2 separate regions of the Homo sapiens genome follow, and region 2 is linked to region 1. A link is a loop called in an ENCODE intact Hi-C map of the cell type or tissue named here. Cell type or tissue: heart right ventricle. All regions are shown on one strand. Each heading gives the region's core, and the rest is flanking DNA. Links, peaks and the distances in the headings are about the cores only.

Region 1 (12,500 bases), core at 158-8,157:
GGATGTGAATTTAGCCTCCCAGTCTAACTGTGTAGAAGGACAATCCCACCCTTTTCTGCTCTTACTGCGTTTTTTCCCCTTTTTTAAAGTTAGCTACTTTAAAATCACTTATAGAAATCACTTCCACACAAAACTTCTTTTTGTGATTTAACCTTTAAGTGATAAAATTTCTTGTGAATTCCAAAAATCCCTACACTTTACTTTTATTCATTAAAATACTGTACCTATACTTTCAACTTTTAAAAGTGTTATTATAAAATGCTCATTAAATTTATGTAATATGGAAAGTAAAAGGGAACAAAAATCTGCTGTCTGCATTTCCTAGTACCATTCTTCAGAGGTATGCACTGTGTACATGCGCTCCATAATTATGTAAACATAAATCACATGTTTTTTAACATAAATGGTATCATCTGTTACATGCTAATCCACAACATGAATTTTTATATAAATATATTTTGAACATATTTCCATATCAGGACACATAATTGTTTCACTGCTTTCAATAGTTGCATGGAATTTAATTATATAAATTACATAAGTGTATATAAATGTTAATTATCTAGTGAAAACATTTTAAAGGTTATGCTACAATAAATACAGGTGGGGGATGACAGATGCCATGAAGCATTTGTAGGAAAATTGTATTTAAAATGGAGTTGGAGAGTAGAGAACAATTCCAAAGTTATGAATGAGCACTGGCAGTTTTCCACATTCTCCAATAATCTAATAATCTTCATCAAAACTACTTATAAAATTAATGAAAAGATAAGAGACAGGACAATATGTGTAGTTAAGCAAGCATTTCTTTAGATCTACTAATTACCTTGCACTTGACGAAGGATCACCCAAAACAAAACAGTAGTAATGTATATTTATCAAACGTGCATTATTCATTAGGAACTTTATATAGTTTTCTCTTATTAATGATTTAATTCTCACATGAATTCAGTAAGGATGGCAGTAATATCATCCCCATTTATAGATATAAAAATTGAGGCCAAGATCATATAGCTAGAAAGTGTTGAGAAAGTTGGGAAAATGTTGGTCTGGCCTTATTATCATTTTGTTTCGCCACAGCATCCTTTAAAAAAGAAGAAAATATGCTAGAAGAAGAAATAGAAAGCCAGAATAACACATTTCCTTTGTTTCCCAGTTATCAACAATGTCTAGATTCCTAGTAAAATGTGATCTTCTTGTTAGGCAAAGATATAGAAAAGAGCTAAGATATCCATATGTTGAAGGAGTAGAAAGGGAAGACAGTGAAGTCCACATCATAAGGATCAACTAACTCTAACACTTTTTTGGAAAGGTGATATACTCTACTGTAACAAAAATGTAAATCACCCATTTGCAATCAATTTTCCTTAATTTCTAGATACACTGGTGATGATACTCAATGCTACTGACGCAGATGAACCGAACAATTTGAACTCAAAAATAGCCTTCAAGATTATAAGACAAGAACCTTCAGATTCACCAATGTTTATTATCAACAGAAATACTGGAGAAATTCGAACGATGAATAATTTTCTAGACAGAGAGGTAATTCTTTTTCTTTAAGTGGGTTTTTGGTCTCAAAGGAACTGATTCTAAAAGCAAGGATACTGAAGAGACAAAGAGATGAAGAAAATGATGGTTTAAATTTTTACTTGTATAACTTTTTCACATAATTCTTTCATGTAAGAAATATTTTTTAAATGAAAAAGGGAGGATTTTTCAATTACGTTTTGTACTATTTTTCATATAATTAATTGATTAAAATTTACTTCAATTTAAGAAAACTATATTGTGAAAGTACATGAAAATATGCCTAAGGTAGAATCTAAGGTAGAATCAAAAGCTCCATTTCTCTAAAAAGTGTGTTCTATAATAAAATGAATTTAGGAATGACTTGCTATATGTCCACGTTTTGGTGAGTTACAGTGCATGCGAGTATGCTGGAGGCTCCAGGAATATTGATACACTAAGTTCTCTTTCTTTAACCTAGCATATCTAAGCTCCATTGACAACAGAATTCTTGTTTTTCCTATGTAACATCTATTGATAGCTCACCCATTCATTTACTTTGGGAAATGAACCACAGGATAAGAATGATGGATAGGAATTAAATGACAGACTGACCAATCTTTTTATTTACAAATAAGAAAATAACTAGTGATGTTAACAGAGTAAAATCAGCATTATGAGGTTTCTAGCATGCCTTGTGATTTTATGATTTAGTTTTAAAATAAGTGCTTTTTCATTATTTAAAAAAAATTGTCTTTTAATAGAATGTTGCAACCTAAATGTACATTAGGAGCATAAGTGAGGAAGCTTTATTTTCTGATGGTATTCAATTAATTTTGTTTTAATTATTAAAAATGACAATCTTCTTGCTGATGACTTTTAGGTTTAGGATAATTCATATTATTTTAATACTCTTTAATTATCTAAATGTTACAAGTTTCTATGTTACCTAAGTCTCCTTTTATACATGTTTGAAAATCAACATTAGAAGAAATTGAATGTTTACACTTTTCTCTCTCAAACTGTCTTAAACAGCCCAATGAGGTTTCTTTCATGTCAAAAGAGCTTTCGTGGTAAAGCACTGTAAGAAAGGGCTGTCAGAAGGAAAGGGACTCTGCAGCCATTGGGAAGCCACCAGGGCAGATATTCTCAACCTGGGGTCAATGGAGAGACCTCAAGATGTCTCTATAAAACCCCCTAAATTATATCCACCATTTTGAATGAGTGTGCATTTTTGCATGAGTCAAGGAAAGCCTCCATAGATTTTACCAGCTTCTAGAAATATAAGCACCATTGAATAGAGTCAAGAATAGATACATCACCAATAATTCCACTGCCATAACCCACTACCTCTCAAAACACAAAGCTTTGTTATCTGTTTATATGCTTCTTGCACACTCGGGGGCTGATTATTTAGGTTATGGAATATTCATGCCATAAATTTTTGGTAAACTTAATCTCTCTCCTTGAGATCATTCTGGTTTGTTTTACCCTTTATAAACTTTTTCAACCTCTGGACATATTATTATTAATAAGAAATGAAGCCTTTTAAAACGTGTTGCATCTTTTAAATAATGCGTGATAAGTATTATTGGGAATAATCATGTGAAACTTGTGGATTTCCCATATTCTGTGTTAACCCTACCTCTATCATAGATTTATGTAAACGTTGAGCCAACTTTTCAAAGAACTTTACATAAGACAAAGTAAAGGCTGTCTACGTCAAGTGTGATATTGCCTGTAATATGTATTTTTAGCAATACGGCCAGTATGCTCTTGCTGTAAGAGGCTCTGACCGAGATGGCGGGGCAGATGGCATGTCAGCGGAATGTGAGTGCAACATTAAAATCCTCGATGTCAATGATAATATCCCTTACATGGAACAGTCTTCAGTAAGTATTTGTTCTTGGAATTAATAAATCTAAATTCGCTATATTCTAAAACATATACGAACAATTCTGCTTACAGAGGCACATGTTATGTTTATTGACATACAACCCAAATGTAGACACATACTTTTTTCTTGTGTTTATGCAAGAATAAATGGAGTTAAGCAATGAAAAATGAGATGAAAACCACAGATATCTTTTCTAAATAATGAAGTTATCAACATTCCAGTATAAGCCTACTGTAGTTCTCTCTCTTTCACACAGTTTGTGCTAAGAGTTTTCACTTCTTGTTTCAGTATACCATAGAAATTCAAGAAAATACTCTAAATTCAAATTTGCTCGAGATTAGAGTAATTGATTTGGATGAAGAGTTCTCAGCTAACTGGATGGCAGTAATTTTCTTTATCTCTGGAAATGAAGGAAATTGGTTTGAGATAGAAATGAATGAAAGAACAAATGTGGGAATTTTAAAGGTTGTTAAGGTATGGTATAATTATCCTAAATATTTTGTTTTCTTAATCTTTTTTCAAAATGTTAAACTTAAAATAAAATGATGCTAACATTTCACAAACTTGGCTTAGTGAAAGAATAAAAATTACTGTGTTTTAAATATATATATAACATAGAGCTTTTTAATATAGTCTTTCTGCTTATAATCATTTTAGAAAAACAGGTATTGAATTTTAACTGGAGACAGTTTGTCAATACAGTACTCCCAAATAGATCATATAAATTGAAAACACTTAAAAATATATTTTATGCTTACAACAAAGTATAATTAATCCTTAAGGTTAATGTCTTAAGAACTTTTTAAAGCATATTTAATAGAGGCTTTAAAACTGTGTCCATGTCAACATTGTAAGTCAATTATTACACATGTAGAATATTCATCATGTAAATAAAAATGTATTTATTCCTCCCGCGTGTTTTCATAAAATTTAAGTTAAATTACTATAAATGTAGAATTATCACACTCCCATCTCACTGTGGCTGCTGATCAAGGCTTATTAGGAACACAGATATACTGGAAATTTGGTCCAAGTCAACCGGTCCAGAACAACTGGATGCCGTTCTCTTATGTCCTCCCCATATTAATGGTCCACATTTACCTGCAGTAAAATTTCATCTGAGATGTGAGAAAAAAAATTTGCCTCCTAGGGAGCTGATAGTCAAAGTTTCGCCCTGTGCTACACAACTTACACAGTCGATTTTTAAAATCTACAACAGCTGTTTATGGATTGTATATGTTGCATGCAATATATAGTTTCATGGTAAAATATAATCCCTATTTAACTATTTCTTTTTTCAGACTAGGTCTGGAAAACAGACTCTCAAACGACTCTGTCCCCATACGAATGTGTGGCTTTTTGCCTCCTGTGTCTTCTTAAAGTGTCACCATGCCTACAGCTTGTATTTAATTTGAGACAGTACGCAGGTGCTTTAGTTTATCCCTCACAGCATCCCTGCAAATTAGGTTATATTATTTCCATATTGCAGATAAAGACATTGAGGCTCCAAGAGAGCACAGAACCTGCATAAGTTCTCATAGCTAGTAAGTAGTGCAGCCAACATTTAAACCTAGTTTTCTCTAGATATGAAGTTCACATTCTTTCCATGATACTATTTAGGATTCAATACTGGGGAAATTGGAGTCTAATCTATTTTGCCCCAAACTATTATATTACTTTAGAAAATTATTCAACCTATCTGTCCTCAATATCTCTATCTGTAAAATGGGAATGATAATTGTTTGCCCAGACATATCATATATTAAATCCTTTGTTATAGCTATATACATATATATATATTATGTGTGTGTAATGTATATATACTTTTGATTTTACATCCATTCTTTGAATTGCAAATAAAACCAATATTAGAACAAAGATTCAAAATTTTAGCTAAATAGGGGAGTTCAATGCGTGAAATTCTATTTTTATCTAAATTACTCTTGTGAAATTTTAGAAAAATATATTTGGTGTGTATGGGCCTAATGGCATAATTGTTTGTGGATTTTATGTGTTGTGGATATTAATATCATTTTTCATAAAGAAAATCACTACTTTATTATTTTATGAAATAAATATTTCCTAGAACATGTTGAAGAAAATAGATTTATTTATATTATATATATATTACATTATATTATCTGATTTATTCAAAGAGTCACACTTACAGATGTGAAATTTCTTGTAAATAGTTCTTATGGATAAAACCACTCAAATGATTGAAACTCTAGTATATTTGACCCATACTGTGTAATAAATAGCTACTTTCTGAAAAACATAAAATGATTGAAGGTAGGATAAATTGTCTTTGCACTAAAAAATACATACATTTGACTATCTGTATTATTCTAAGTTTTTAATTTGTTTGGTGAACAATCAGAGCTCACGTCATATGTTTTCAACTTTTTAACAATGAATCTAGGGGAATTGAATTGTTTCTTACTTTATTTGCACAAATTTACATCAATTAAAGATTAAAAATTTAAGAATGGATTGTGTATTTGTGTGCATTTGTGTTTCATAAAAGAAAGATAATAAGTTTTTTTTGCTATTATCAAAGGATTTTCTTTCACCTGGAACGTTTTATTTTCTTATAATGAAACTATTTTACTCTGTATTTTCTAGCCCTTAGATTATGAAGCTATGCAGAGTCTGCAACTCAGTATTGGTGTCAGAAATAAAGCTGAATTTCATCATTCAATTATGTCTCAATATAAACTGAAAGCATCTGCAATTTCTGTGACTGTGTTAAATGTAATTGAAGGCCCAGTGTTTCGTCCAGGTTCAAAGACATATGTTGTAACTGGTAATATGGGATCAAATGATAAAGTGGGAGACTTTGTAGCTACTGACCTGGACACAGGTAGACCTTCAACGACTGTTAGGTAAGAATGAGATTTTCAACTAATTTTCCTTACATATTGAACTTAAGTACATATGTTCTTTTTATAGATTATAAGTATCTGAGTTAAAATACTTTTCATTATTTTTGAAACTATCATTTAATTGTAAAAAGTACTATAAACTGTGCATTTAAAATGTTTAACTTAAGAAAACATAAAAATTCATGCAAGATGTAAGATGTTAAACTGTAAAGATGTGATATGTGAAAATAATATGTCTCAAAAGTATCGACACTCCTGTATTTCTATGTCTTATTGATCAATTAGCTGATTACCACAGGCCGTGATTCGTCTCTCAGAAGAGTTTAAGGAATGATTTTCCGATGGCAAATCTGCTCAGCTTGAAATCAATTAGATTTTATTAGCTCATTTCAATTATATTCTTCACTTTATTCAGCATTTAATATTGGTCAATAACGCTGGTGTGAAAATTCGGTTATATTAAGGAAAACTACACCATGTAATTTTTTAAAACTCTATATATGCAGATATTTCTACCAAGTCACAAAAAAATCTGTGCGTGCACATGTACCTGTATTTGCACATGTGACTGTGACAAGAAGAATGGGAGAAGCACTTTACCCATGCATTTTTTGTTGTTTGGGGGTTTTTTGTTTGTTTGTTTGTTGTTTGTTTGTTTTTTGAGACAGAGTTTCACTCTGTCACCCAGGCTGGAGTGCAGTGGCACGATCCCGGTTCACTGCCACCTCTGCCTCCCGGGTTCACGCGATTCTCCTCCCTCAGCCTCCCAAGTAGCTGGGATTACAGGCACCTGCTACCACGCCCAGCTATTTTTGTTTTAGTAGAGAAGGGGTTTCACCATGTTGGCCAGGTCAGTCTCGAACTCCAGAGCTCAGGTGATCCACCCTCCTCAGCCTCCCAAAGTGCTGGGATTACAGGCTTAAGCCACCGCACTCAGCCCACCCATGTGTTTTATAAGTTCTTTCTTGGTGTTCTCCTCACATAGTGTGAGTAGTTCTGTTAGAAGTCCTGTCACACTGTACCATGTTGCTGATGAGCGCTCTTGTACCCCACAGGAGTGAGTTCACTGAAGGTAGACGCAACCCAGAGCTTAGCAGAATGCCAGAGAGAGAGAGAGAGAATTACCTAACCAGTGTTTGTTTCACAAATAATAGATGAGAAGAAAAACACCGAAGTCAAAGATGAGAAAAGAATAGAATAGAGGCTCAAGGCAAGGCCTTAGTTTGGAATTCAAAAGAGGTCTTGTCAAGTTCCAGTGCATGTGAGAAGGAGGAGCAGAAACAGGGGGGAAGTTCAGGCCAAGCTGATGAAGTAACTTCTTTGTAAAAGAATAGTTTAGAATTAGGAGCAGCCTGGGAAATCCTAGGATCTGGGTCTTCTGTAATAGTTCTGCTGCTACTTAAATCAAATGAAAATGAGACTGCAAGCATCAAAGGATTATTCTGACATCCAAGTGGGCATAAAAAGACATTCCATCAGAAATGGGTGCTCAGTAATTTTTTTTTCTTAAATGTAAATCTTGATATATCCCTGAGTGGCTCCATATTGCTAAGACTGCCCTGAAAAAAAATAAAGTCTCTAGTAATTGAAAACTGTATCTAGGGATTATAATTACTCACTGAAAAAAACAATACATTTTAAATTAAAATTTCTTTTTTTAGATAGCTGACATTAATTTGTATCATTTTCTTTCAAATACAGGTATGTAATGGGAAATAATCCAGCTGACCTGCTAGCTGTTGATTCAAGAACAGGCAAACTCACTTTGAAAAATAAAGTTACCAAGGAACAGTACAATATGCTCGGAGGAAAATACCAAGGAACGATTCTCTCTATAGATGGTAAGAAATTAATTTACATTTTTATCTTTTCTAGAGAAAGCTGTATATACCTTAAGATATTAACATTTTAACTATCACATTTTGAAGTAACCCCTTTCCAACAAAAGTTGTCACACTGGGCATTATAGACTCATATCTTTAACAACTTGAGGCAGTATAATTTAGTAGCTAAGACCATGAGTCCTGAAATGAGACTAGATTTGTGTCTTCCACCATCACTTACTAGCTATAGAATCTTAGAGAAGTTATTTAATCCATCTATAGCTGTTGTCTCTTTTTTAAAATGGAACAATAACAATATATGTTTAGAAGGATGTGATGATAATGATAAAAATAGCAACAAAAACAAAACAACAGGATTAGCATAGTTGAGCTGAAAGGACATGGGCTTTGATATCATATAGACTAGATTTAAACATATTTCTGTTATATACTTCCAGAATGTTTTTATTCATTTATTTAGAAAGTGTATAATTGAGTCCTAACTAAATGTCAGCCATTGTGCCAGATTCTAGGGTTACATCGATTAATAAAGTCAGACAACTGAGCTCACATCTATGTAATAAAGATTACAAAAATAACCTCAAACAAATTATTCCCATATTTTTGCTGAATAATTCCACTTTCAATAATATTAGGAAAAGTTTAAATATAACAAGATGAATGCACAAGATGTTAATTACAGCACTAATAATTAAATATTGAAAACCACATCAATAATAGGCAACAGGGTAAGTAAACCATGGTCCATTTGATATAAAATTATATAACCATCAGGAACTATGTTAATACAAAGTTTATTAAAATACAAAAGAATACTTATAGTTTAAAGTAAAAAAAATGGAATGAACCATATGATCACATCAATGTAACATAAATAATAAGCAACCATTCGGCATTATAATTAAGGACAAAAGATCATTTTTAAAAATATCAGCAGGTGTCGTCCTTGGGTGCTGCTACCATGAATTTGGTTTCTGGTTTTGTTTTGCTTCTTTCTGTAATTCTATACTTTTCAAATTATATATAATATCCAACTATTGGTAATGTAAAGAAATAATCCAATAAATAGTATTACTATGACTAATAATGTTAGTTATAAATAATAATATAATAATTTAACTGATTTTTAAAACCGAGTCAAAAACAAGGGATGATTTTCAAGTTAGGAGAAATTATGGGAATAAAGACACTGAAATAAATGTTAATGTAAAAAATAATTCTGTGTTGTCCAACCATTCCTACACTAAATGTCTAAAATATTTCTTCCATTTTGAACGTTATTACAGATAATCTTCAAAGAACTTGCACTGGTACAATTAATATTAACATTCAAAGTTTTGGTAATGACGACAGGACTAATACAGAGCCGAACACTAAAATTACTACCAATACTGGCAGACAAGAAAGTACTTCTTCCACTAACTATGATACCAGCACAACTTCTACTGACTCTAGCCAAGTATATTCTTCTGAACCCGGAAACGGAGCCAAAGATTTGTTATCAGACAATGTACATTTTGGTCCTGCTGGCATTGGACTCCTCATCATGGGATTCTTGGTCTTAGGATGTAAGTACTTTAGCAATCCTATGTATATGTGTCCCCCAAAAAATGCTGGGGGAGGAGTTAAGTTTTCTGATTCTTTGATAAAACGTATTTTACAAATTCTCATTTTGTGCAATTATAAAGAAACTTCTGTGTTTGGCACTGGGTTTATAAGATGAAAAAATTAAACTTTTTGACCCCTTCTAAGACTGTGGAGGATAAAAATTTATTTGCAGTAAGTCTCAATGTAATGGGAAAGTGCCATAACAAGCAGGCTCAAATTGCTATTTCAGTGAAGAAGACAATCAGAAGAGGCTACAGAGGGCGGGGTGTGGTGGCTCATGCCTGTAATCCCAGAACTTTGAGAGGCCAAGGCTGGCAGATCACTTGAGGTCAGAAGTTCAAGACCAGCCTGGCCAATATGGTGAAGCCCACGTCTCTACTAAAAATACAAAAATGATCCGGGCATGGTGGTAGGTGCCTCTAATCCCAGCTACTAAAGAGGCCGAGGCAGGAGAAGTGCTTGAACCCAGGAGGCGGGGGTTCAGTCTCAAAAAAAAAAAAAAGAAAAGAAAAGGCTACAGAGAAAGAGTAAACTCTGAGTTGCATTTTAAAAGATGAATAAGAATTAGCCTGATGGACAAGAGAAAGGGAACACAATACAAGGGGAAAAAAATCTATGTGCAAAAACCTAAAAGAATGAGAGTGCAAAGTACTGCGATGAAGAACTCCAGTGTGCAAGAAATAAAAGATGCGCATGACAGCATGGTGAAAGTTTAGACTAAAAGATAGGCAGGGGCCAGGTCTCAAAGAGATTTTATTTATACTAACACTGCATAGTATTAATAAAAGGATAGTCAAATAGACCGAGGGTTAAACTCTGGTTTCTAAGCCTAATCGTCTGAGTCTTCCGAAGGTCACCTAACCTTTCTGAGCCTTGCTTTTGCCATGTATGAAATAATACTTACCTTAAAACAGTGCTTTGATGATGAAAAAGAAGTACCACACATGAAGCATTTAGCATGTTCTATGGCCACTAGGGTAGCACTAGTCAAGGGTCTAGCTATAAAGGTAGAATCCAGTGGACTCTCCAGGTGGCTGTTAACATTACCTCGAATGATGATAGAAATTAGAGCAAGATAAACCACATGGCACAGTCTTCGGGAAATGAGAACAGGAGCTCTAAAGTAAGTAGGTTGCAGTCTGCACATTACAATTAAATTAATGCAAACATTGTCATTTTCAAATGTGGAATCATAAAATCTTAATGTCAGAAGGTACCTCAGATATTTAAATCAAACGCTCACACAAAATGTGAAGTCAGAGCGCTTATGTATAAAATATCTTTTCTACTTTCATTTTTCTTGGCACGTGAACAGTGGCAGATATGTTTTGCTACATTTATTTGTGAACTGGGTTTTCTCTGATTTTAAATAACTCATGTTTTTGAAGTTTTCATCAACATTGGGCTCATCTAAACAACGAGTCTGGCCATGGTGATAACACAGCTTAGAGCTGGAGTTCTTTTTCCAAAATTTAAAACGTATTTCCAAAAAATGAAATTTTTACATTAACAAATAAGAGTTTATTCTTACTGGCTCATAATTAATTGAAGTAATAACCAGGAAAAGTTCTATGAAACAGAGAAAAGGGAAAGAGAGAAAGAAAAAAGCATTCTCATCAAAATGAACCAAGACAAGATAAAGGCAAAAATGCTAGTGAAGTTGCAGAATATAACATAAAATACATATGAAAAGAGTTCATTCTCTCTGTTATTTATTACCAACTAACATTGTAAAATGTTTAAATTTAATACTTCATAAGAGTAACGTAATTACCCAAGTGCTCATTATCACTACTGTAAATAATACCTAACTTTCATGTTGAGTTTTGTTTGTTTGTTTTCTGGGTTTTTTTTGTTCTTTTGTTTTTTTGTTTTTTTGTTTTTTTTTGAGATGGAGTCTCACTCTCACCCAGGCTGGAGTACAGTGGTGCAATCTCGTCTCACTGTAACCTTTGCCTCCCAGGTTCAAGCGATTCTCCTGCCTCAGCCTCCTGAGTAGCTGGGACTACCCATGTGCACCACCACACCCGGCTAATTTTTGTATTTTTAGTAAAGATGGGGTTTCACCATATTGGCCAGGATGATCTCGATCTCCTGACCTCGTGATCCACCCGCTTTGGCCTCTCAAAGTGCTGGAATTACAGGCGTGAGCCACCGCGCCCGTCCTGAGTTGTTTTTTTACATTGCGGACTACCTCTGGGTACTGTAGTAAATAAAAGATTTATAAATTATATATGGGCCTTAGTCATCACTACCTGTAGACCCAAAGTTTCCTCTAGTAGATTTTCAGAAAACCAATACATGGGCTTCTTTTCCTCTTTTTTTCTTTTTTCTTCTCTCCCTCTCTCCCTTATGTCTATCCTTACTACCTTCCTTCTTCCCTAATTTACTTCCTTCTTTTTTCCTTTCCTCCTTCTTCACAATTTTAATTTACACATTCTTTCTTTCATCCATTTATTCAAAACCATTTACCAAGATTAGATTATATAAGAGGCTGATAATAAATAGATAAATAAGAAAACTCCACTTAACAGCAAAAGACAGTGCTAAGCAGTGTGATGTTTTCTATTTGTATAAGAGTTATTGAAAGAAAAGACACTTGCATAGGGGGAAATAGCCTCACAGAGAATTGTTGGAAGCATGAATAAGATTTTACTGTTGAAATAAAGGCAAGCATATGTTAAAGGAAGACAATAAAGACATGGAGGAGAGAACACAAAGGATCAAATATATTGCCTGACCTTTTCATCTTTCCTT
Region 2 (12,838 bases), core at 2,241-10,240, 59 kb before region 1:
GAGATTATCTGATTATAAAAGATAATGTTTGGAATAAGAGAGAGAGAGCAAAGGAAAGAGAGACAGAGAGAGAGAGATGATCAAGAGACCTGGGGAAAAAAATCTTGTTGACTGAAGTAGTAAGGTGGAAATAAATTTGGAAAGTAACATGGAGGAAGAAGCAGTAAAATGTTGTCATGAATAAAAGGAGAGCTGGTCTGAGATCATCTGCCAAGTGGAGGAGATGTGGACACCTGAGACAAAGGAAATATCAGTGACTACTGAGCGAGGAGTTGGAGCTTTGCCATAAACCAAGTAAAGTGAAAACACTAGTTCTTGCCAGCAAGCTGACTTTCACATGAAAGGGCAACAAACACATAATTTAATTATCATTGAAAGCAAAAATGACACCAACTGTGTTTTAAACTCTTCCTCATCTCATGGGATGTGATAATAAGTGAATCATGACAGCATCAAGCTCATTTCTGGTGCTTCACTAAAGTAACACAGTAAAAACATTAGCAGTCAAGAATTTGTGTAATTATTCAGTATCATCTTCCTGGAAAATTTTAGATACTTTGCAATTGAGATGCATTTACATGTTTCCTGATTCCTTCTTCAAAATAAAGGTCCATATGCAGTTTTTTGCCAAAACGAACAGAGAACGGAGAGGCAAAGCAGAACTACCCCAAGCTAACCTCCTTTGCCCATGGGTAGAACAGGCTTGTCACACCGAAAGTGAAAAACTCCCCATTAGAATATTGACTCTCCTCTGTAAACATCCAGTACAAGGAAATAAGAATACATGGATGCAAAGTAAACTCTTAGTTTCTACAATTGGTAGATAAAAGCTGGTGTTAATTTTTCTTTAAGCAGCCCAGGGTGCTTGACCTCCTTGAATCTACCTATGGTGTCGGAGGAATTCGTTGACATAAAGGTCCCCCAGCTCAGCAAGAGATAAGCCAGGGAAACATTGGAGTTTATGGCCGGGTTCTCCTGATACTGTTAGAACACTAAACCTTAGGGAAAGGACTATTTTTTTTTCTTCAAACTTCAGGGAGGCAGGCTTAGAATTAATTGCCCTTCCAGACAGAGAAGAGAGAATGTGATGCCTCTGGACACAGCAGTGTCTTGAACTTAAGACAAGGACATTGCAGTGTATTTTTCTGGCCGCCTTCTTTTAGTCAGTTCTAAAGGGATTCAAAAAGCTCTTTATAAAAGCAAATTTAGAAGAAGCTCTGTCCAAACTCATAGAGTAAGTTTAATTACTTCTAAAATTAACATAAAATGTGGAAAAGTGCACCTGTTATAGGCATATGCCTCAATAAATTTTTACCAGGTAACTAGACCCATGTAACCAGCTCCTTAATCATGATCTAGAACATTACTAGAAGGCCAGCCATCACTAACTCTCCAAATGTCACCACTGGCATGAATACTGATAACAAAGTTTTGCCTGTTTTTGTTTTTTGGTTTTTGTTTGTTTACATTAAATAAATGAAATAATGCTATATGTTCTCCTTTGTGACATATAGCTTCTTCCACTCAATAGTATGTTAGTCTGATTCATCCACATATTTTGGGATTGTTCTGAGTTGGTTATTCTCATTGCTCTATAGTATTCCATTATATGAATGTGCTGTAATGTATTATTCAACCTATTATTGATGATGTTAAAAGAAAAACTTCGGCCAAATTAAATTTAAAGTAGTTTTATTGAACAATGAACAATTTGTGAGTCAAGCAGCCCTCAGAATCACTGCAAATTCAGGGAGACTCCAGGGATGCCTCAAGGTCAGAACAAATTCATAGACAAAAAAAAGGGAAGTGATGTACAGAAATCCAAAGTGAGGTACAGAAACAGCTGAATTGGTTACAGGTTGGCCTTTGCCTTATTTGAACACAGTTTGAACACTTGGCAGCGTTTGAGTGGTTGAAGTAAGGCTGCTGGGATTGGCCAAGACTCAGCGATTGTTACAGGCCCATACTCCTAAATTAGGTTTTCAATCTTGTCTACCTATTAAGTTAGATTACTGTTCATCCACGATGACTCAAATATAGAAGTATGGAGCCATTCTCAGGACATATTTAGTTTGCTTTAACGATGGACGTTTGAATAGTTTCTAGTTTGGGGACATTATTAATAGTCCTGCTATGGATATGCTTATATGTGTCTTTCAGTGTGTATATTATTCACTTCTGAAAGGGATAGGTGGAATTGCTAAGCCATAGGTTATGTATATGTTCCTGTGTTTTACTAGATAGTGCCAAATAATTTTCCAAAGTATTTCTATCAATTTATATTTTAATTGTAATGTACGAGAGCTCCAACTGCTCTACATTTTTAATAACTCTTGACATTTTCCATCTTTTTATTTTAGTTTTCTAATGGGTGACCATATGGCTTTAGAGCTGTACTGTAGGAATAGTTGAAGAGTCTCAGACCAAATCCTGAAAATTCCAGTTGTAAATGATATATTTGGGTCTCACATCCTACTCGGGTATGTGATTTTGGTGATTGAAAATAAATTGATTTCTAAAAAAACCTACCTAGCAAACAACTTTACTCATCAACAAAAACTGTGAAAAGCAGTTGTGGGGCCAATTCTTCAATTCATTACATCCAACAAACCTCCAGTTTCAAGGATTATATTTTTTCTAGTAATTTCATTTTTCTTCCGAATAGTTTTACTTTTAACCAGTCTAGTTATCTACTCTTTTATAGGTTTATCCAAAATGCTTTAGTTTTTTCAAAGCCATAAAGGAATCTTTAGAAAACTTGTTATACATGAAAATGTTGTTCATTAAGTTATTACTATATGCTATTAATCATGATAATTATCAGGGATCCAAAGATGAATAAAATAGAGTCCATTTTTCAGTGATTTACAAACTAAGGAGTAGATAATAATAGCTAACATTCTTTAAGTGTTTACTATGTATATTTTACATGTATTATCTCATTTAATACTTACAACAAATATACTAGTAGGTTCTACTATTGTCCCCTATTATAGATGAGGAAACTGAGGCACAGAGATGTAAAGAAACTTATCCAAGGTAGCAATGATGTTGAAATATGATTCAAATCTGGGAAGTCTGATTTCAGAGTACACTTTAAACCATTACGCCACCTTATGACTACAACAAAAGGTACACTAGAATATGTGCTTTAAAATACGGCTAAAAACAAAGTTATTGAGAAGATATTAAGTGGGAGAGCTGAGTTCAGACTGTGAGAGTTGGGAACTTTATGGAAATGGCCAGGTATTTAAAATTAGGTAGTACTTTCAAAGAAAAAATGAAGAGAAATGGAATTCACATAGTGGTAATAACACAGATTCTAAGCTCCTTGGGGGAAGGAAGTGTGCTTTTTGTTACTGTAAACTGATCGACTAGAAAAAGGTCTGTGAGTGAGCTGATGTTGAATGAACATAGAGATTTGGGGCGTGTCAAGCATCATAGGCATCCTGTGGCCATATGCTACAGTTTAATGTCACTGAAAGAACATGCATGAACATGTGAGTGGGTGAAGATTGATGTTCAGAGCATATTTGGGAAAGCAGTACTTGTGGGTCAACATAATCAAAGAATAGGAGCTTAGCATAAGGTGTAAAATGTCTCATTCTGTACAATTTACTTTATACTGTCAAGTTGGAATCCCTGATTGAAATGATTTCTTCCAAAATTCTATGAGTGGTTTTTCCAAAGAAGCATTAAATTTATTTGCATATAAACTAGGCCAAATTTTAAACTGTTCTCAATAATGTTATTTTCATATAATAGCTTTTATATCTTAAGTACCTTAAAGAAATTATTGACCCCAAATATTACTTCAGTGTTAAAGAGGAAAAATGAATATAAAATATGCTTCAAATAACAAATATTGAGCAGATATAAATAAGATGAATAAATAAACCAACAATGGCCAAGTAAAGATATTTTAAAATTAGGAACCTAATAGTAGTTGAAAAATATTTATCTTTGCCTATAATTTTTAAAATGTAAAATGTAGATTATAACAACCTTGAGATAATATGTTACACCTGTAAGAGTGACAGAAATATTTTCAATGATAATGCTGGCTATGTTGTGATCAAATTGGCCAAACAAAACATTGTTAGTAACTTTATAAATTATAGAATCCTTTTGGAAACAATATGTTTCAACAATCATGAAAAAATTCATATCATAGTTATATCGTTTTTGGAAAGTTGCTCATTTATTTACTTAACAGATTTTTATTGAGCACCTATGCTGGTGGCCTAGAACATAAATATCGGCGATATGTATCACCTTCCTTCAAAAAGCTAATATACTAATTGAAGGCTTGAAACAAATCATAAAATACTTTTAGTTGAGTAATAGCTTTAATAAGGTATAATATGCATGGGAAAAAAAGAAAACCAAGAATAAATTATCCTTAGGAAACCGTTTTATTTAAACAGCAAAAGGCGGATTCATGAAGATGTCTGCAATAACAAAACATAATAAAGGGATACAAAACTCCCCAAACCTAAAATATATTGACTTGATAAGATAGTTTAAAGCATTCAGATAAGACAGGGTAGAATATGACAATACTTTTATAATTGCAGAACCATAGTAAATAAAAAGATAATAAAATGGCATTTAATGTTATGTTTTTTGTCCAGTAAATGGTAAACTTTATTTATTTGATGGTTCTTGGAAAGTTGAAGAAAAATCTCTTTGAATTATAAAATTATAGAGATTATACCTGAATAAAATTGAAAACTCTGCTATGTTAAGTTGTGGAATGTTAAGGCAAATTAGTATTACATTTGCACCATATATTCCAAGAAATTCAAAATTGCTCTAAATTATAAACACAGTATTTCTTTCAAATAAGTGGGTATTGTTTGGTGGCTATCTCAATATTTTTCATGCAAGAAAAATGAAGCCGAGATTATTTAAATGACGTGTCACTTGTTTGATACAACAGGAGAGGCTCTTTAACTCAACTTAACAATGATTTCCAATGGGTTCAGCAGCATCTAATCAGAAACTTTCAAAGCAACCTTTTCTTTATCTGCCAGACTTTGAATATGGAACACAGTGTGTTTTTTTTCACCAGGTATTATATTATAGCACTATAAAGTCATTCTGGATGTCTAACTATGACACTTCTTTGTACAAAGTTCACAGATATAAAATTTTGAAAAAATTTTGAGCCAGTAAAATTTCTTCCAGAAGGCAAAATTCCATGAGGTTTTGTTTTTAATATCTGCATACACACAGTTTTCATCATCAAAGCAAGTTAATAGTATTGCAAGAAAAATAACTCTCAGGATTATACTATAATCACATAGACTTTTCAGCATTGACCCCTGCTGTTATTAGGTGGAATACTACTTTAAGTATGGCTGCAAACACTTGTACCTAATTGCACTTGTGAAGTAAATAACAATGCTTGGATTGTGCCCTTTCCTGCTCCAAAGCTGTTTGCAGTTGTACCAACAAGTTGATAGGTACGATTTGACCTCTGGCTCACAAGTTTGAAAACAAATGGCCCGTGCACATTTCAGACAATTATTTCTTTAGAACAATTTATGTTGGTCCCAGCTTTTACGTAAGTATTCTATAAAAGAAAGGTGTTACGTAGTATAATGTTTCTACAGAAATCTTTAACTCTTTAAAAGTTGGAAAGAAAAGTTATGTCTTCAAATAAGTTATTTTTAATTTTTCAAAGAAAATGCTTCGTGATTATTTATTTGACTTTGCACAGTCTAAATTGAAAACTGAAACAAGTCTTTTTACTTAGAAAAAAAGAATTATCAATTCTTTGAATAGATCTAATAATACTGAATAGACCTAATGTTTTAGAACTATATCTATCTGTGCTTTCACAGAGCCAAGTTTGTGAGATAGACACAACACTAATTAATATTTCTCTTATTCTTTTAAAATGGGAAAAGTAATAAAGATATTAGCCAATTATGTTTCTTATTGCTCTCCTTATGTTCTCAGACATTTAGCTGTCCCTAATTTAGCCTTCTCTCCTGCCTGCTTGCTTACAAACTCCCAAGTTCATATTTTAAGCAATTTCAATCAGGACAGATTAATAAATCCCAGCCTATTCATGGGAATTAACTAATTCAGAATGAATCTTTCCTAATTGTTTTGTGTTCACATGGGTGTTTGCTTTGGCCCCTCTCCAAGCCTCCAGCCAAGGGAGAACATTGTCTCACCACACCCAACTAAAAACAGAGTCAAGGAATGATTCCTTTGGTGAAAGCGTCACTGAATAAGCAGTTTTAGCTTGGTGCGTGTGTGTGTGTTTTTTAAAAGGAGATCTGTTTGTAGATTGTCAACAAAGCAGTTTCCACATAGAAGAATACCAATTCCTATTGTTGCTTTTTTTCCTAGCAATAACATTCTGAAATTTGCAATCTTTAGCACCAAGTTTTTAAAATCCTAAATGACATGTTGTTTTTTCCTGTATGAAAGTTTTCTTAAAAAGCAAATTGTAATTATTTTCTCAATCGTTTTCTTTTTGTTTTTCACCTCTACCCTTCCAAAATAACATAATTTCTGATAGTGTCATCTTTTAAATTTTAAAAGCGCATTCCTGAGTTAGCTCTTTCTTTTCAGAAGGCAAACATTGGTGCTCCAGTATAAAAACTAAAAGGTGCTGACACTATTATGGCACAGAACTTTTTACATAGTTTCTTGCCCTTCTGCATATGAAAGTCCAGAATTAGTTATTACATGGTTGGATCTGGGGACTGTGTCTGAGCCCACCAGAGAAGCCTGGTCCAAGCTTCCCATATCAGGGATCTCTTAATTTTTGAAGAATAATGCAGATTGGGTGCTTATAAAAAAAAAAAAAAAAAGAGAAATATGCCCATGAGCTGAATTGATATTCTAGAGAAAAATGGAGAGGCTTTCATAGAGAAATGAGGAAGTGCTAGTGAGGTTTTAGAGCCTCTGGTTCCTCTCCAAATCTACATCCAGGAAGTATCACCACCACTTTCCAAGGTGATGAATCAGACAATCCACTCCTCTCAGGAGCGGTTTCTGCAGTGGTGGCTGGCAAAGCACTTAGCTTGAGGGTTCATAAACACTTTTTGAAAATGGTAGTGATGACAGGCTCGGTGGTCTTTTGCCATAAGGCTTATGGGAGAAGGATTTTAGTCGTAGGGTTTTAAATAAATGCCACTGATAAGAGCTCAATGAGATAAAAAATATGTGTAGATGTAAGAACACAAACAGAAATTTGAAAACATCTTTGTCTTCCACAAGGTCATAAGAATCATAAGAATTTACTTTTGACCCAGAAAGTGAATGACTGACTTCCTTTCATGGTATGTTAATGCTGACCTAAGATAAAATATATAAACATCAAATAAGTATGTCATGTGTATGCTTTCAGAGTGTGGAGGAGGTGTCTGATCCTGCAACATAAATGTTCTGGTGGTATTTACCAAGTAACCTCTCATTTGGAAAAATAAAAACTTATCTGTCTCTTATTTTCTAAAAATTCTCCCCATTTTATAATGTTCTCCAGTTAAGAAAACTAGGTCTCTTTAACTCCTTTAGGGGACACCAAAAGCCAAATCAAACTAGGTAAGTTTCTGCTTTATTTTTCACAGCACAAATTTAAATATTGCCAAGTCTCATAAACCACGCCCTGTTTGTGAATGAATCTCAGGGAACATTTCAAAAACAACAGAGCAGACCTTTTGATTTTCCTTATCCACATTCTTTATTCTTCTCTTATTTCATATCCCTTTTTTGTACTTTCTTGATTAAAAAGAGAAACATAAACATTCTGTTCTAACACCTCCAATCCAATCTATATAAATGATGCTACCTGACTGCACTTCGCAATACTTAGTAAACTGTGCTCCCACGTTGCTCTGTATTTGTTTTTTATGTTTTTATATTTATTTTTTATATTGCTGTATTTATTTTTTATATTGCTTTTCACTATTCGGGAAACAATCCACAAGCATTTACTAAGCACATTCCACCTATTTAGTCTCTAGTATTAATTTCCTCCTTCTTGGAAAACTTAAGTTACACTGTGAAGGGCTCTGTGAAAGATGAGAAGGTTCTAACCCCTTTCTCCTGGAAGCTAACGTGTGCATGCGTGCACGTGTGTATAAAAGAGCAGGGTGAGTACATGAGGGATATATGTATAAACAATCAACTGCACTTCAAGTCAGAATGAGGAAAGTGATCACAGTATTTTAGATGTGTCTCTTCTGATTGTAAGACACATACCCACAAGGTCTGTGAAGCAGGCAGCTTGAGAGGAAGAAGATGGGCAGAGAATGAGGAGGAGGAGGCATTCTCTCCTGAGGCAGGGGAGTGATGGGCAAGTGCCCTGCGTGAGGGAGCTGAGCTGCCTGCGTAGGTGATTTAGTGCATGCCTATTTGCCTTAATCTCTAGGACATCGAATGTGTCCATGAGATGGCCTCTGATATGGCTTGGATGTTTGCCCTTGCCGAATCTCATGTTCAGTTGTAATCCTCAATGTTGAAGGTGGGGCCTGGTGGGAGGTAACTGGATCACGGGGCTGGTTTCTCATGGTTTAACACCATCCCCTTTTGGTGCTGCCATCGAGATAGTGAGTTCTCATGAGATCTAATTGTTTAAAAGCGTGTGGCACCTCCTCCCTCTCTCTCTTGCTTGTACTCCTTCCATGTGATGGGTGTGCTCCCCCTTTGCCTTCTGTCATGGTTGTAAGTTTCCTGAGGCCTCCCCAGAAGCTGAGCAGATGCCAGCATTATGCTTGCTGTACAGCCTGTGGAACCATGAGCCAATTAAACCTCTTTATTTTCATATATAAATTACCCAGTCTCAGGTATTTCTTTATAGCGATGCAAGAAGGAGCTAATACAACCTTGATGACCACACAGGATGCTCAAGTTAATACATTGTAATATACACATCGTCCTGAATGAGTGGGTTTTCTTTCATCTCTGTCAGAATGTAGCGTCTCATTCAAACACTATTTTCTTTGTAGTCAAAAGTGTCCCATTGAGTTTAGACCTTAGGGAGATAATGTTTTGAACCTGGTTTGAGCCTTAAATTTCATGTGCTTTTAGGTCTTCAGTTTTTTAAACAAAAAACCTTAAAGCTAAAAATACTCAACAATAAATTCAGAAAACGTAAGATGATTTCCTAGGATTCTTTTTTGGGAGGCTGAGGGGGACGTGAAAGAGAGTTCCTTGAACTTCCTTTGTGGACTTACAACATCACTTTCTCCTGATTCTCTGATCACTTTTTTTCTTAAAGGATTAAAAGTCATTTGTTATTTCACCAATGTGTTCATTTACTCAGCATTTATGATAGCATATTGCAGTCCAAGCATTGTGAGAACTCAAGGAGCTCAAAGAGTATTTTTGGTTTGTCATTTTTTCCTTTTATTTTGGTTTTTAGGCTGAAACTAAAAAAATAAAATGAGATAAATGCTCTGCCAGGAGAAGCCCAGAGCACCCAGGGAGCCTGGAGGAAGAATCTTTTCTTCCTATCCAGAGAAGTCAGGAAGAACTCCAGAGCTTAGTCCAAGCTGAGCCTTTGAAGATTAAGAAGTGGCCAAGCACAGGGCACAGAATGTGAAAGTATATAAAGGCAAGAGGGAATATGAAAAGTGGTGGGAAACTGAGGAGGATAGAAAGGGCCAACCAAAAAACAGCAAAAAAATGCAGTGGGAGTGGCTGCTGATGCCACTCAACTGGGGGAAAGATGGCAAGTTAGAGGAAAGCAGGCTGAGTTTGTGCTGCCTGGGGCCACCCCTGTTTACTCTTGTTTTACTCCCTGGACTCCCTATTTGAATACTGTCAGAGATGACTGCAATTCCACAGAAGGCATTCAAGGCCCTGCTATCCTATCTCCAGTGACAACTTTCCAGCCTGACCTTCACACTACTGATCTCCCTGCTCTCAAGCACACCCTGCAAGCTCAAACTCTGAGCCTTTGCTTATCTAGGCTCGGCTGAGCTTTATGCTACTTGGTGAAGTCTGACTCATTCTGCAGGGTCCATTTAAATGTACCTTCTGTGTAAAGCACTCTGGGACTCCTTATAAGCCCTAAATCAAAATGAATAACTGTCTCCTGTATGCTGCCATGATACTGTACTTTAATCTTCTTCCATTAAATGAGCACTTATAACATTGGACTCAGAATAGCTAGTAAGTAGCTGTAGATACTATGTGCTATGTATAAGTTATTTCTTTAACTATGCTAGCTCATTTAATATTCATAACTGATCTATGAGGATCATACTATTACCTTATTTTACAAATATGCAAACTGGGGCAGAGAAAATTGAAGTAACCTACCCAAGACCACACAGCTAACAAATAAGAAAGCCAGGATTCAACCCAGCCAGCCTGCCTTTAGGGTCCATACTCCTATGGTGAACTCTCCTATAATGAACTCCGGAAAACTAAGACTGGGTTTCACTCACCCTTGTATGCCCACTAGCTCTAGGGCTGGAAACACTCCATGACCATCTGTTACATTATTATTTATGTTAAGACTTTTAAAACTCGGATGATAACTTTTAATAACTTCCTGTGATAATATCTTCTGGTCTCACTGCTGTATGATCAGGAAGCTGTTTATAATATTTATCTTTAATCTTCCTTACTATTGTCAAAATACATCCTCTCTGGTTCAATAATCACTGGACCACCAAAAAACTCTTGTCTTCAATTCAAAATTCAATTCTGTCTTCAATTTTAGAAAAAGCCTTCTGTCTCTACTGGATCCTCCCCATCAATGTACAAATGTACTTCTGTTTTTTCTCATCTTAAAAATTTTGTTAAAAAATACCAAAATCTGTTACTCCCACTTTTCTTCCCTGCTACATCTCCATTTTTCTTACCCTTTAGAGCAAAACTCTCAGCAAGATTTGCACATACCCACTTTCACATTTCCTCTCCTCTCATTCTCCCTTAAACCCATTCCAATCAGGCTTTCATCCCCACTATTTCTCAGAAACTGGACGCAACTAATGGTCATTTTCCTATCAGTCCTATGGTGTGACCTATCTGCATTATTCAGTCGAATTGATCATCTTTCTTTAAAATTGTTTCTTCATTTAAGCCACAGTGTTCCACAGGTTTCTCTCTTCTTACTCTTCACCACTTTGTCGATTCATTTCCTGTGTCTGCTTCTTTTTCCTGAGTACTCACATTTAAAATTCCACAAGATTTAGCCCTTGGTTCTCCTTTCTTGCCACACTCCATTGATTGTATCCTCTGGTCTCAAGGCCTGAAAAAACATGTGGACACCAATGACTATCAAACTTACATCTCCAGCCCAGACCTCTTTCCTGAACTCCGTCTGTATTTATCCAACAGCTTATTCAATATCTGCTCTTAGATGTCTGACAGACATCTCAAACTTAACATGTCCCAACTGAATTCATCTTCAGCACCCTCATTCTGTCCCCAAATCATGACCTTCATTGTTTTCCCCATCACAATAAATTGTAACTCTATCCTTTCCATCATTCAGACCAAAAATCTTAGTAACATCTTTGCCTCCCCTCTTTCTTTCATACCCCATATCCAACCTGTCTGTGAAGCCAACTTCCAAACTTTATTCAGGACCACTTCCTCCCACCTCCATTACTACAATGTTAATGTTAGCAACCAAGATTACTCACCTGGATTACCGTGAAAACCTCTTAGCTACATGACTGCCACTCTTCCACATCTCTTTTCTGTTTTCCACATTGCAGTGAGAGGCATCCTCTGAAAATAGAAGTCAAATCACATCATGTCTCTGTTCAAAATCCAGCAACACTTTACCATATCCAGAGCAAAAGTCAAATTCCTAATGATGTCTTTACAAAGGCCCCATATCATCTGTTCCGCTCTTCCCTTCAGTTTTCTGACCTACTCTCCTTCTCCTCTATTTTGTTTTAGGTATTTCTGCTTTAAGATATTTGCTTTGGATGTTTCCTCTACCTGAGAGGTTCATCCTTCAGATATCTGCATGGAAAATTCCCTTGACTGTTCGAAGTTATGTGCTCAAAAATCATGTGTTCAGTACAGCTCATCCTGATCATCCTGTTTAACAGTGGCTGGTCCCCGCTCTTTTAAATTCCCCTTCCTCTGCTCTAACCTTCCCATGACACTCAATACTTTCCTACATGCTATGTAATTTACTTATTATTTTATTGTTCTTGTCTGTCTCCTTCCACCAGACTGAAAGCCTCAATAACTCAGGGATTTTAACTATTTTATTTACTTCTGTATCCTAAATACTTAGAATACTTACTAGCACATGGTGAGAACTAATAAATGTTTGCTAAATGAATAGATAGGAAAATAACTATCCTCCCTCAGGCTTTAACTTCCTAGACTGAATAAACAGAGTTCATTAACTTTTAAGTCTAACTTCCAACATGAATACTTTTTTTTATGATTCTCTTCTGGCTTGTCTCCCCATTTTAGTATTTATTACATGTTATGAATTCAAAATTGAATTCAGAATTTCAATAAAGCTTGTATAGTCTGAGAGTAGAAGAATATTGACACTGAAATTCTCTAACTATTGATCCATATTTATCATGGAACTGCTACTTGATTTCTGACATCATTCCAGAAACTAAAAACAAACTTCTCCTAGAGGAAGCAACAGTAAACTTGAATTCCTTCTTCAATGGTAAATATGCCTGACCTTTGATAACCACATGGTTTGAATGGGCAGATTACTTGTTCACTAGCATAACAATTTCCTGACCCCCTGTAGATACCTTACACTAGGAAGCCATACATTTTAACATTATAAAACCTTCAATTACTATCTACTGGTTTCATGTACCATTCCACATGCTTAGAATCTGTGGTTCCAAAAGATAAGTGGGTTTCTCCT

Evidence for each region. Peaks named below come from ENCODE experiments on the same cell type or tissue, not always from the same donor. Only the 100,000 strongest peaks of a DNase experiment are listed, where the experiment ranks them.
Region 2: a loop joins it to region 1, with 2.5 times the contacts of the local background. A loop is called at or near these places in 3 of 110 quality-filtered maps.

The regions. Positions count from the first base shown.
Region 1 is chr18:31,330,323-31,342,822 of GRCh38, forward strand. It overlaps DSG1 (desmoglein 1), which reads left to right. Exons shown (of 15, transcript NM_001942.4): 6 at 1,379-1,545; 7 at 3,267-3,401; 8 at 3,695-3,880; 9 at 6,032-6,291; 10 at 7,993-8,132; 11 at 9,422-9,703. Among named protein-coding and RNA genes, the nearest start is that of DSG1, 18 kb to the left of the region's middle. In heart right ventricle, for the core only: no CTCF peak of the experiment used is centred there; no DNase peak of the experiment used is centred there.
Region 2 is chr18:31,268,951-31,281,788 of GRCh38, forward strand. It overlaps LOC124904346 (a long non-coding RNA gene), which reads right to left and starts at 11,712. Exons shown (of 2, transcript XR_007066446.1): 1 at 11,625-11,712; 2 at 9,349-11,227. In heart right ventricle, for the core only: no CTCF peak of the experiment used is centred there; a DNase peak (open chromatin) is centred at 6,171; H3K27ac peaks cover 1,469 bases.